Regions from separate parts of the Homo sapiens genome. Here regions 2 and 3 are each linked to region 1. A link is a contact called in ENCODE Hi-C or POLR2A ChIA-PET data. All regions are on one chromosome and are shown on one strand. Each heading gives the region's core, a stretch centred on a gene start or an enhancer-like site at or near the end of the contact. The rest is flanking DNA. Distances are from core to core; before and after follow the strand shown. Region 1 has its middle 33 kb from the start of HAVCR1. Region 2 overlaps CYFIP2 (cytoplasmic FMR1 interacting protein 2). Region 3 overlaps ITK (IL2 inducible T cell kinase).

Evidence for each region. Hi-C counts contacts between places; a loop is a spot of excess contacts on that map. ChIA-PET counts read pairs that join two places held with the same protein, here RNA polymerase II (POLR2A). Pooled maps may share reads with other maps.
Region 2: a map of naive thymus-derived CD4-positive, alpha-beta T cell shows a loop between it and region 1 (4-fold over the local background). The contact joins two enhancer-like sites. A Hi-C loop is called at or near these places in 2 of 168 maps with a recorded cell type or tissue (naive thymus-derived CD4-positive, alpha-beta T cell and natural killer cell), 3 of 37 single-sample maps with no recorded cell type and 10 of 50 pooled maps. POLR2A ChIA-PET finds 5 or more read pairs at or near these places in 1 of 52 experiments (activated naive CD4-positive, alpha-beta T cell).
Region 3: a loop to region 1 is called in a map with no recorded cell type, with 4 times the contacts of the local background. The contact joins two enhancer-like sites. A Hi-C loop is called at or near these places in 1 of 168 maps with a recorded cell type or tissue (natural killer cell), 1 of 37 single-sample maps with no recorded cell type and 10 of 50 pooled maps.

The regions. Positions count from the first base shown.
Region 1 is chr5:157,023,872-157,027,727 of GRCh38, reverse strand. No RefSeq gene overlaps it. Among named protein-coding and RNA genes, the nearest start is that of HAVCR1, 33 kb to the left of the region's middle. Within about 2 kb of position 2,252, at least 4 of the 41 ENCODE cell types and tissues checked have a DNase peak (open chromatin) inside an H3K27ac peak, as active enhancers do; they include natural killer cell, where a contact is called at or near this core.
Region 2 is chr5:157,272,006-157,275,861 of GRCh38, reverse strand. All of the region lies in intron 1 of CYFIP2 (cytoplasmic FMR1 interacting protein 2), which reads right to left. Among named protein-coding and RNA genes, the nearest start is that of CYFIP2, 7.8 kb to the right of the region's middle. RefSeq lists enhancers at 2,244-2,383, 3,450-3,659. Within about 2 kb of position 2,606, at least 8 of the 41 ENCODE cell types and tissues checked have a DNase peak (open chromatin) inside an H3K27ac peak, as active enhancers do; they include natural killer cell, where a contact is called at or near this core.
Region 3 is chr5:157,215,630-157,219,485 of GRCh38, reverse strand. ITK (IL2 inducible T cell kinase) reads right to left here. Exons shown (of 17, transcript NM_005546.4): 5 at 1,579-1,619. Among named protein-coding and RNA genes, the nearest start is that of ITK, 37 kb to the right of the region's middle. RefSeq lists enhancers at 2,641-2,720, 2,761-2,820. Within about 2 kb of position 2,030, at least 4 of the 41 ENCODE cell types and tissues checked have a DNase peak (open chromatin) inside an H3K27ac peak, as active enhancers do; they include natural killer cell, where a contact is called at or near this core.

The sequences.
Region 1 (3,856 bases), core at 1,003-3,502:
AGTGATTCTCCTGCCTCAGCCTCCTGAGTAGCTGGGATTACAGATGCCCGCCACAACGCCCAGCTTATTTTTAGTAGAGACAGGGTTTCACCATATTGGCCAGGCTGGCCTCCAACTCCTGACCTCAGGTGAGCCACCCGCTTTGGCCTCCCCAAAGTGTTGGGATTACAGGCATAAGCCACCGCGCCCAGCCAGAGGCAACATTTTTTAACGCAGTTATCATTCTAGGAAATTTATAGGTCCTTTGAAGGAAAATTCTGTGGGCAAATAAGATTGTGATACATGGTATTTCAGTTTTCCCAAATGTGGCCAGCCCGATCTGGTCAAAAATTTTATTTTTTAAAAGCTATAGTGTCTTTTTTTCTTAAATTTGAGGCAACATGCACAAAATTGGAGATTTGAAATTAAAGCCAAGATTTGTAGTTTCTCTGGAAAGACCTGGCAAGATTGGACTGGATTGCTATGTGACCAGGGTCCCACTAGATGGGGCTGCATCCTCTAATCCCCAAATCCTTATGTTCCCTGCATGCTCACCTTTGTTACCTGCCTGACACCTGTGGGGCTTTTAACTTTATGGCAACTGCCCTATTCTCTGGATCCTTCCTGAGGATTTATGATGCGTAATACTCCAGGAATCTGGTTAGCTTTGCTTAACACATTTCCAAAACTTGTTTGAATGCATGAGTACAGTCACTAGTAGCATTCTGTGCAGTACAATGTATGGGGGCTTAGGAGTTTAGGGTAGTATACAGGATTAGGGATAGGACTTGAGTCTAATCCTAACTCTTAGCAGTTACACTGGATGACATTAGAGCAAATGGTTCTTTACGTCTACATTTTCTTCATCTGTAGATGTAATAATTTCCATATCAACTATGATGTACAGTGCTAATTCCAATGAAATGTTACATGTGAGAAGTCTTTGAAATGTAAAAAACACTACAGATACTGAAGCAGTTTGGAGAATTAAAAAACACTACGAAAACACAGCTTGGTAAATAATTTTTTTTTTCTTTTGAGACAGAGTCTGGCTCTGTCATCCAGGCTAGAGTGTAGTGGCAGAATCTTGGCTCACTGCAACCTCTGCCTCTCGGGCTCAAGCAATTCTCCTGCCTCAGCCACCTGAGTAGCTGGGATAGCCACCATGTCCACTTAATTTTTGTATTTTTAGTAGAGACAGGGTTCCACCATATTGGCCAGGGTGGTCTTGAACTCCTGATGTCAAGTGATCTGCCTGCTCAGCCTCCCAAAGTATTGGAATTGCAGGTGTGAGCCACCGTGCCTGGCCAGGGCTTAGCAAATAATTTCAATGGTGTTACACCTATAAGTCTCTTGCTGTATGGTATCTTTTAAAATAACATTTCTTTTTTGAAACAGTTGATATTGGGTAATTTGGCCATCATCATATACTGTAGAAAAAAATTGTCAAGTGAAAGGGAGAATAGGTAAGAAGGAAGAAAGGGGAGGAATTTAGTGAATATGAATTATTTTCCTTTAGATATATTAGTCTTGTAGATCGCAATGAATTTTTTAAATTACTATTTAAGATATTGTTGAGATTCCATTACCTCCAATCAGTCTTGGGACATTAGAACAGTGGTATAATTAAGACTGTATGTTTAAATTGAGAAATTTTGCACAACTTTAACAAGTAGCAGAACTAATTGTTCACTGATGGCTTTAAAGATGAAATAATTCTGTGAATACATGAAACTGTGAGGGACTCTTCGTGGTTGTCTAGGTTTATTTATATGCATACTCATTAATAAAAGTTTTTTTTTGTTTGTCTCTTGAAAACAAAACAGCTTTGTTTTAACAAAACAGCAATGGAACAAATTTGAAAACCGACTCGATATTTTCTCTGGCTCATCATTTAGTTTGGGTCAGCCATCTTCAACTTGCTGTGAGCTCTAGTCAAAGTGGATCAAATTTGTGGCAAGTCACACAGGTGTCAGGTGCTCTTCAGGAAACAACCCTGAACTCCAGGTTCTAAGGAGCTTAGTAGGGAAGAAATACAAAACCTATCACTTCTGATACTGATTATTACTAAGAGAAAGAATCTTGTGATAGAGACTGGCTTCTCAACTATGGCATTTGGGGACAGAAATCTCTGTTGTAGGGGGCTGTCCTGTGCATTGTAAGGTGTTTGGCGTCATCCCTGGCCTCCACCCACTAGATGCCAGTCACATCCTCCAGTGGTGACAACTGACAATGTCCCTGCGGGCACAGTTGAGAACCACTGAGGTAGAGGGTGTTTGTTGGGGGGTAGGAAGTGGTGTAGCTTTAGCTGGTTGGTCAGCGGCTGCTTCTAGGAAAGAGGTGACATTTAAGTTGAAACCAAGAAAAATGTGTAGGTGGCAGCCACATGAAAATCTAGTGGAAGGAAAACAAATGCAAAGGCTGTGGGGCAGCAGGAAGCTTGTGTATTAAAAGAGAGGATGTTGTGTTCCAATGAGTAAAAAACTAGTGAGTGAGGAGAGATGAAGAGAAGCAAGGCTGAAGAGATGTGCAAGGGGTCTGGCCAGGTGCTGGATGAAAAGGAATCTACAGGCCAGGCACAGTGGCTCACACCTGTAATCCCAGCACTTTAGGGGGCCAAGGCTGGAGGATCACTTGAGCCCAGGAGTTCAAGGCCAGCCTGGGCAACAAAGTGAGCCTCCATCTTATTAAAAATTTAAAAAAGAAAGGAAAAGGGCTCTATGAAGATGTCTGTTTGGAAAAGAGTCCCAATCTTAGAAAACCACTTTTGCATATTAAAAGCTAAACCTGCTACCCATCACCAAATTCTATGTTAACATTCACTAACATGCTTCAGTGACACTATTCTAAGTCAGGTATAGCTCGAGAGTCAGGTTTGTTGGGAGGACAGAAGGATATAGGCAGGGGAAAAAGAGGGGGAGAAGGGAACCTCTTGGCAGCAAGGGGCTTTCCACAGGGCTGTGAGACACCCCCAGGCCTTGCAAGAGGGGTTGTGAAAAAAGAGGGAACTGGCACCAACGTTTGGCTCTAATTGGTTTGGGCCCAAAATTGCTGCTTTGGGAGGCAGTAGTGGGGTGGTACAGGAGCTGATTTTATCCAGTCCACAAATGGATTTTTAAAATAGTTTTTTGATGTATATTTTTTAAGATGCATCAAACCCATGATTTAATGGGTATTGATTAGGATGAATAAAATGTTAAAGTTAATTAATCTAAAATAACTTGAGTGAGTAATAGCAAAAAAGCAATGTGAATACGGCAAAGGTTATGTAGATGCCTGAAGTCGGAGAGTCAATAGATCAAAATCAGCTGGGAGCTTGTTAAAATACACATTTCTTGGCCCTATTTCTAGACATTCTGGTTTAGCAATACAGATGTGACCTGAGAATTTTTGTTTGTTTAAATGACAGAATACAAGCTGCTATAAAATATTTTACATTTCAATAAAAGCATTCAGACTTCATGAAAGAACATGTGGAAATAAGAGCATACGATCATCCTTTACTTCTACTTATTTCAGATGTAAATCTCAGGAAATGAACCCAAAGTCTTTCTTGCAGGGGACTTTGGGTATTGCACTGCCACTTTTGTTTATTTAGTTACTTTTTGAGACGGAGTTTTGCTCTTGTCGCCCAGGCTGGAGTGCAATGGCTCAATCTCGGCTCACTGCAACCTCCGCCTCCTGGGTTCAAGCCATTCTCCTGCCTCAGCCTCCCAAGTAGCTGGGATTACAGGTGCTTGCCACCACGCCTGGCGAATTTTTGTATTTTTAGTAGAGATGGGGTTTCACCATGTTGGCCAGGCTGGTCTTGAACTCCTGACCTCAGGTGATCCACCCACCTCGGCCTCCCAAAGTGCTGGGATTACAGGCGTGAGCC
Region 2 (3,856 bases), core at 1,357-3,856, 250 kb before region 1:
TACAAAACATACACTCTGAAAGCAATAAAACCTTGTTGAAAATATTAAAGACCTAAATAAATAAAAAGATATCCCATGTCCATAGGTTGGAAGGCTTAATATTGTTAACACGGCAATACTGCCCAAACTAACCTACAGATTCAACATAATCTCTATGAAAATCTCATCTGGTTTCTTTGCAGAAATTGACAAGCTGATCCTAAAATTCATATGGAAATTCAAGGGACTCACTCAGGATAATCAAGACAATCTTGGGGGTGGGAGGAACTGAACAAAAATGGAAGACTCACACTTCCTGATTTCAAAACATACTCAAAACTACAGTAATCAAAATTGTGTGGTGTTACCATGAAGACAATGAACAATGATTAAATTAATGGAATTGAACTGAGAATCCAGAAATAAATCCTCACATTTATGGTCAATTGACAAGAGATGTAGAAAGAATATTCTTTTCAACAAATGATTCTAGGACAACTGGATACCCACATGCAAAATTTGTTTTATGGTGTGAGGTATAAATAATGTAATATATAATAAATTAACTCAAAATGGATCAAAGATCTATGTAAGAGCTAAAACTATAAAACTCATAAGAGTACATCTTTGTGACCTTGAATTATGTAATAACAACAAAAACACAAGCAACAAAATAAAAAATAAACTAAACATCAAAATAAAAAAAATTGTGCTTCAAAGGACGCCATCAAGAAAGTAAGTCCACAGAATAGAAGAAAATATTTGCAAATCATGTATTTGCTAAGTATATAAAATATGTAAATAATTCTTGGCTGGGCACAGTGGCTCATGCCTGTAATCCTAGTACTTTGGGAGGTTGATGGGAGAATCGCTTAAGCCAGGAGTTCAAGACCAGCCTGGGCAACAGAGTGATACCCTGTTTCTACAAAAAAATTTTTTTAAATAAAAATAAATTTAAAAAATGAATTCTTAAAACTCATTAATAAAGAGAACCTGATTTTAAAAATAGGCAAGGAACAGATTTTTCTCCAAAGATATACACATAGCCAATAAGCACACAGAAAGATTAATAACCTTAGTTATTAGGGAAATGCAAATCGATACCACTTCACACCCACTAGGATGGCTATAATGAAAAGGACAGACAATAACAAGTGTTGGCAAGGATGTGGAGAAACTGAGAATACCGTTGCTAATGGGAATGTAAGATGGTGCCGCAACTTTGGAAAATCGATTGGTATTTCCTCAAATTTTTAAACACACAGTTACCATTTGACCCAGCAATTCTACTCCTAGGCATACACCCAAGAGAAATGAAAATACAGGTCCACACAAAAACTTGTACATGGATGTTCATGGCACCATTATTTGTAATAGCTAAAAAGCAGAACTAACATATGCATCAACTGATAAATAAAAAATTGTATAGCCACATGGAGTATTTTTCAGCCATAAAAAGTAATTAAGTACTGATATTGATACAACATGAATAAACTTTGACAATATTATGCTAAGTGAAAGAAGCGAATCATTAAAGACCCCGTATTGTATTGTTCCATTTATTAAACATGCCCAGAATAGGCAAATCTATGGTTGCCAAGGGGTGGGGTTGGGGGAAATAGGTGGTGGTGCTAAAGGCCATGAGATTTCTTTTTGGGGTGCTAAAATGCTCTAAAACTGACTACGATTATGGGTTGTACAACTCTGTGAATATATTAAAAACCACTGAACGGTTTTTTTTTTTTTTTTTTTTACACAGAGTTTCACTCTTGTTCCCCAGGCTGGAGTGCAATGGCATGATCTCACTCACTGCAACCTCTGCCGGGTTCAAACGATTCTCCTGCCTCAGCCTCCCGAGTAGCTGGAATTACAGGCACCTGCCACCATGCCTGGCTAATTTTTGTATTTTCAGTAGAGACAGGGTTTTGCCATGTTGGCCAGGCTGGTCTCAAACTCCTGACCTCAGGTGATCCACCCACCTTGACCTCCCAAAGTGCTGGGGTTACAGACATGAGCCACCATGCCTGCCCTGAACTATATTTTTTAAATGAGTGAATTGTACAGTATGCAAACTATATTTCAATAAAGCTGCTACCAAAAGTTAGTATTTTTATAACTACTTTTTGGGAAACTTTGAGTGTAACATAAGCAGAAGGGGTACAAAGAGAGCTGGGGGTAGAGTAGGAGCTTGGGGAGTTTGGGGACTGTAAATGATGCCCCTACAAGCAGAGGCTGTGGAGAGCAAAAACCAACGGGGATAGCAGGGGAGGAAAAGAGTAATAGATACAACCATACCACCCCACAGAGCAGCCCCCTAAACTGCAGGGGTGAACTAGACCATACAGGGCAGGCCCAGCTAGCTTGTTTGTTCCCTCCCCCTGCCCCTGCCTGTTTTGGTTTCTCTGCCATCTGTCAGGTCCTGGGGCTGCCCCACCCTGGAGTAAAGACTTCTCAGATAATATTAACTGAGGAGTAATAATATTACTGCCTGTGAGGTGGGTGGGGTGATAGGTTCTGAGGTTTAGAATGAGAACAAGAAGGGAGCCTAGCTCTCTTTCTACTGATGAGGAAACCAAGGCTCAGAAAAGAGAAGGGACTTGTGCAAGGTCACTGGGCTAGTTAGGGGTGGAGCTAGGGTTAACACTGCACTTCCTGAGAAGACAAGGGACTGCAATAGAATAACTCATATGACACAGAGCTTTAAAAGAAAAGGACAGGGCCAGGCACAGTGGCTCGTGCCTGTAATCCCAGCACTTTGGGAGGCCGAGGCAGGTGGATCACCTGAGATCAGGAGTTCAAGACCAGCCTGACCAACATGGTGAAACCCCATTTCCACTAAAATTAAAAAATTACCCAGGTGTCATAGCACACGCCTGTAATCCCAGCTACTCGGGAGGCTGAGGCAGGAGAATCGCTTGAACCTGGGAGGCAGAGGTTGCAGTGAGCTGAGATCACGCCACTGCACTCCAGCTTGGGGAACAAGAGTGAAACTCCATCTCAAAATAAATAAATAGATAAATAAAAAGACAAGTATTGCAACAAAAATTCTGCAGCGAAATGAAAAGCCCTCTAAGAAAGGAAATATAATCAAAGGACTTTACTTGGCTGTCTGTGATCATCATTTATATATATTAATAATGTAGACACTTTAAACCTGATTTAGGTTAAAATAGAGCTCTTCCTATCTTGAGAGACGGGGGCAGGGGAGGGAGGGAGATGGTGTAAGAAAGTGAAATCTCCATCCATCACAGCAGGAAGTAAATAGACAACGTGCAGAATAGATAAATCGAGAAACAGCAGTGTAAGCATATCATTTAGAGATCTGGAGGCAGCTACTAGAAGAAACAGTGAGTTAAAAGTGGCAGCCTCTAGGGGAGGGTGGGTGCTGGATGGTTGTTTTTCATTATAAGGCTTTCAATACTATTTGATTTTTTAAAACATTTGTATATATCGTTTTGATCAAAATTTAATAATTTGCTTTAGAAGACAACCACCCAAAGTCTCCTTGTTAGCAGTTCAGACACCTGGCCGGTACCCAGCACTGACTGGCAAGGTGGTCTTTGTTGTTTCAGTCCCCTGCTCCTGTCCTCCGGGACCAGAGGCCCTATCACCTACAGCTTCTCTCCACACAGGGGACCTGCAGTCAGAGCCGAGAAATCAAGTCAGCCTCGACTTGGGCCACTGGAGAAGGCCTATCCTCCTCGTTGTTTATGAGTAGACTGAGTAGACAGAGAAAAAGATCTTGGTGGGGGCTAAAGGACTTTCCCCTTCGTTTGCCATTTTGCCCAGCTGCTTCCTGTGTTGTTAAGGTTGAGGTGGCCTTTGTGGTGACACCAAACCAGGCTACCAGCAGCTCAGGGGAACGGCCTCATGCTCT
Region 3 (3,856 bases), core at 781-3,280, 190 kb before region 1:
GGAAATGGAATCTGAAAGCTCTTGTTAAAGAACTTGCTCTGGAATGAAGAGCGAGTACTCAAATGTGGGTATTGGTCAGGCACAGTGGCTCACGCCTGTAATTCCAGCACTTTGGGAGGTTGAAGTGGGTTGATCGCCTGAGGACAGGAGTTCAAGACCTGCCTGGCCAACATGGTAAAAGTCGGTCTCTATTAAAAATACAAAAATTAGCCGGGCATGATGGTGAGCGCCTGTAATCCCAGCTACTCAGGAGGCTGAGGCAGGAGAATCGCTTGAACCTGGGAGGCGGAGGTTGCAGTGAGCCGAGATCACGCCATTGCACTCCAGCCTGGGTGACAAGAGCAAGACTCTATCTCAAAAAAAAAAAAAAAAGAAAGAAAAGTGGATATTGGTGTTAATATTATCATAAGGTCAGGGTCATATTCCCTACCTAAAGGTCATGATCCTTTCCCCCATCTTTTTTTTTTCATCTCCTTAACAAAATAAGCTGCCCTAGAGTAGGTACTATGCCATCTAAGACTTGTAAGTCAGTATATTATAGATCAGTGAGGAGGCTTATTAAAATGCAGATTCCTGGGCCCCTCCCCCAGCGTTTTGGACACAGCAGGTCTGGGGGTGGGGCCTAAGAATTTGTATTTCTAACATGCTCCCAGGTGATGCAGATGCTTCTGGTCCATGGACTATACTTTGAGAACCACCACTCGAGTTAAAGACCACCACGCCAGAAACCTTGCATCCTACTAAGTTGCTGAATGGCCTTGGAAAAGCCTCAAGACCTGTCTTGGGATTTGATTTCCCAAGCTTTACAATGAGAATAAAACTAAAACCCTCTGAAGTGGATAGAACGGATAGTAAGTTTTAAAATAGATAATAAAGGGGTGGAAGTGCTTTGAAATATATAAAATATCAACAAATGTATGTCTCCAAAATGCTTGCGAAGAGTAGATGTGCACCTTGTTTTTTTTTTTTTTTTTCTGGAGACGGGGTCTTGCTCTGTCACCCGGGTTGAAGTGCAGTGGCACACAGTCATGGCTCACTGCAGTCTCGACCTCCTGGGAGTAAGTGATCCTCCCACCTCAGCTTGCTAAGTAGCTGTGACTACAGGTGTGCACCACCACACCAGCTAATTTTTAAAAATTTTTTCTAGAGATGGGGGTCTCACTTTGTTGTCCAGGCTGGTCTCGAACTCCTGGGCTCAAGCGATCCTCCCACTTTGGCCTCCCAAAGTGCTGGGATTACAGACGTGAGCCACCATGCCAGACACACTTTTATGTAGAGTGAGCTGCTACTATACTCCAAAGTGGTCAGGTGAATGGCCACCCAATTTGATATCAGTATTTGTTGAATAAATAAAGTGAGATGGAGATTTAGCAGCTGAATGGTCCTTTAAGTGGACAGACCCCCCAAGAGAGTTCAAGCCCAAAAATACCCAATGTGTTGAGTTCTGCTGAATCATGACAGCCTGCTGCATGCAGCCAGGGTTTGAAAACTATGGGGAGAGGGGGACATGCAAATAGGAACATGCCAATCAGGTAGCCTGTGGGCCCACCTGCACCCGGAGCTAGCGCTCTCACTCACCCTGTTGTCTTCAGGAGTAGGAGGAAGAGGCTTCTTTGAAGCTGAAAAGAGAAAAACAGGAAAAGAAAAAATGAGCATGAAAACTAATGGACCCAACCGGAAGTGAGCAGCCAGGGGGTTTTTCTGAGAAAAAGGGCCCAGGGAAAACAACAGAAGAAAGGGGGCCAGAAGGAGCAATAAGACACAGTGAAACCTGACTTGGCCTTGTCAGAAGCTGTCTTTTATCTCCTTGGGCCTGCTGGTTTCTGATTCCCTTTTCTAGTACACACCAGAAGCTTCCAGAAGTCCATATTCGGGGGCCCTCTCTTTCTGTATTCCCAGGAAAAGCCTGCCAGTGGGGTTAGACTTGCACCCTTCCCTGTAGGCATAGAGACTTCCGGGAATGTCTCTGCCACCTGCTAAGCTCAGGAGTGGGAATTGGTGACTCAGGGGGACAGTGACTCACTAGCTTCCTGATATGGTTGTGGGCTTGAGGAGGGGGTGGCTGAGGTGGGAGGTCATTGTGCTGCTTTTTGAGTGGGCTGGGATCCACTTTTAGTTGCCTTAAGGCATCTGAATATGTGTTCTTTCTGCCTCTTTCAAACTATACCAACCCCAGCATCTCTCTGTCTTTGTCTTTCTGCTTATCTCTGTTTCCATGTCTCCGTCTGTTTAGCTCTCCTCTCTCTTCCCTCTTTCCTCCTTTCTCTTCTCTTCTCCTCTCTCTTTCTCTTTCTCTCTCTCCTTCCTCTCATCTCTTCATATGCATCTCTCACTATTTCTCCTTTGTAGCTCTGCAAAGGCCATTCCTGGACTCAATGAATCAAAGGTGTGTGGCTGTGTCTGGGGCTCTCTGTGGTACGGGAGGCACTGCACAGACTTCAGGCTAATACAAAGACGTCCTTAATAACGAGAGATGGGAAGAGAATGGGCTGCATAGGTAGACGATGAGTTCCTCATTTCTGTATGAGGTTGACTTGAAGTTGGACAGCTCACATCAGGGATGTGGTAGAGGAGAGTCACACATTGACACTGGAGCCCAGTCCCGTGCAGACTTGCCAAGAAAGAGTAGGCTGGGATAGTGACCTGGGTATACAATGACCACAGAAGAAGGAAAACCCCTGTAATAGGAAGTATGGTTCCTATTTAGAACTCAACTTGGAGCTGGGAGACTGGTGTTCTAACTCTGGCTTCACCAATACTAGCTGTGAGCCTTGGCCACTTCCAGCCCTGGACATTCTATGACTGGTCTCTCTTTCTTCGTCCTCTGGCCTTGCTTTTCCCTTCCTTCCTTTCCCTCCCCACAGTGGGGAGATCAGGGCCAGTTCTGGTTGCAGAAATGGGTGTTACTATGGGTTGGGTGTGGCTGGGTCTGTTTTTACTCATCCACTTCTGCTGCTTCCCAGACCCATACAAGTTCTGAGGCTATATCTCAGCCTCAGATTCTTTCATCCACCAATAAGGAAGACAAGTAGACACAATTACCATTTATCAAGAACTCTGTAAATGTTGGCAGCTGTACTGCTTTCCACAACACCATTGAATCTCCCAGCCTTACACATAGCTATCTATTATCATTATCCCCATATTGCAGGTGAGAAAATGCTCTTAGAGGCTCAGAGGGATTATCCAAAGCCCAGTGCTCATAGACCCGCACTGCCAATGTGCTCGGTACCAGGAATCCTGTGAGCCTTCATCCAGGGTGATGACCATAAGCTGCGTTCACAGTGCAGTGTGCTTCTTGAAAACTCTGCTCTCAACTGTGCAAAACTCAGATCCATGAAGTTATTTAACCAAATCAGAAGAGGGTAGAGTGAGGAGATGCTCAGAGGAGGATATGGCAATGGGTTGCAATGCAAAAGCAAAACCATTAGCACAGTGACTGCATGACAACCACAGCAGGACCCCAAGAGTGCTCAGGCCCTGGTTTCACATGGGGAACAGCTCAGCATGACCAGTCCTCCCCCACTGGCATTCTGGTGAGTCATTCAGATGTCCCTAGCACCTCAGTCACATGTGTATCACTTGGAGGAGGGAAATACTTGCGCCCCGAAGAGGAATAGCTGCAGCATGCATGGTGAAAATTACAAAATGGAAATACCAAGTCAAAGAATTTCAGAATTGGAAAAGGGCTTAGGTATTATTTCATCCTAAGCCCCTCAGAACTCCCTGCCATTTTTGAGATGAGGACATTGGGGCCCTTGATGGCCACGTGACTCATCTGAGGGCCCACAGCAAGGCATTGGCAGAAATTTGGAGACCAGATCACTGACTTTGGAAAGGGCTTTCACTCACAGAG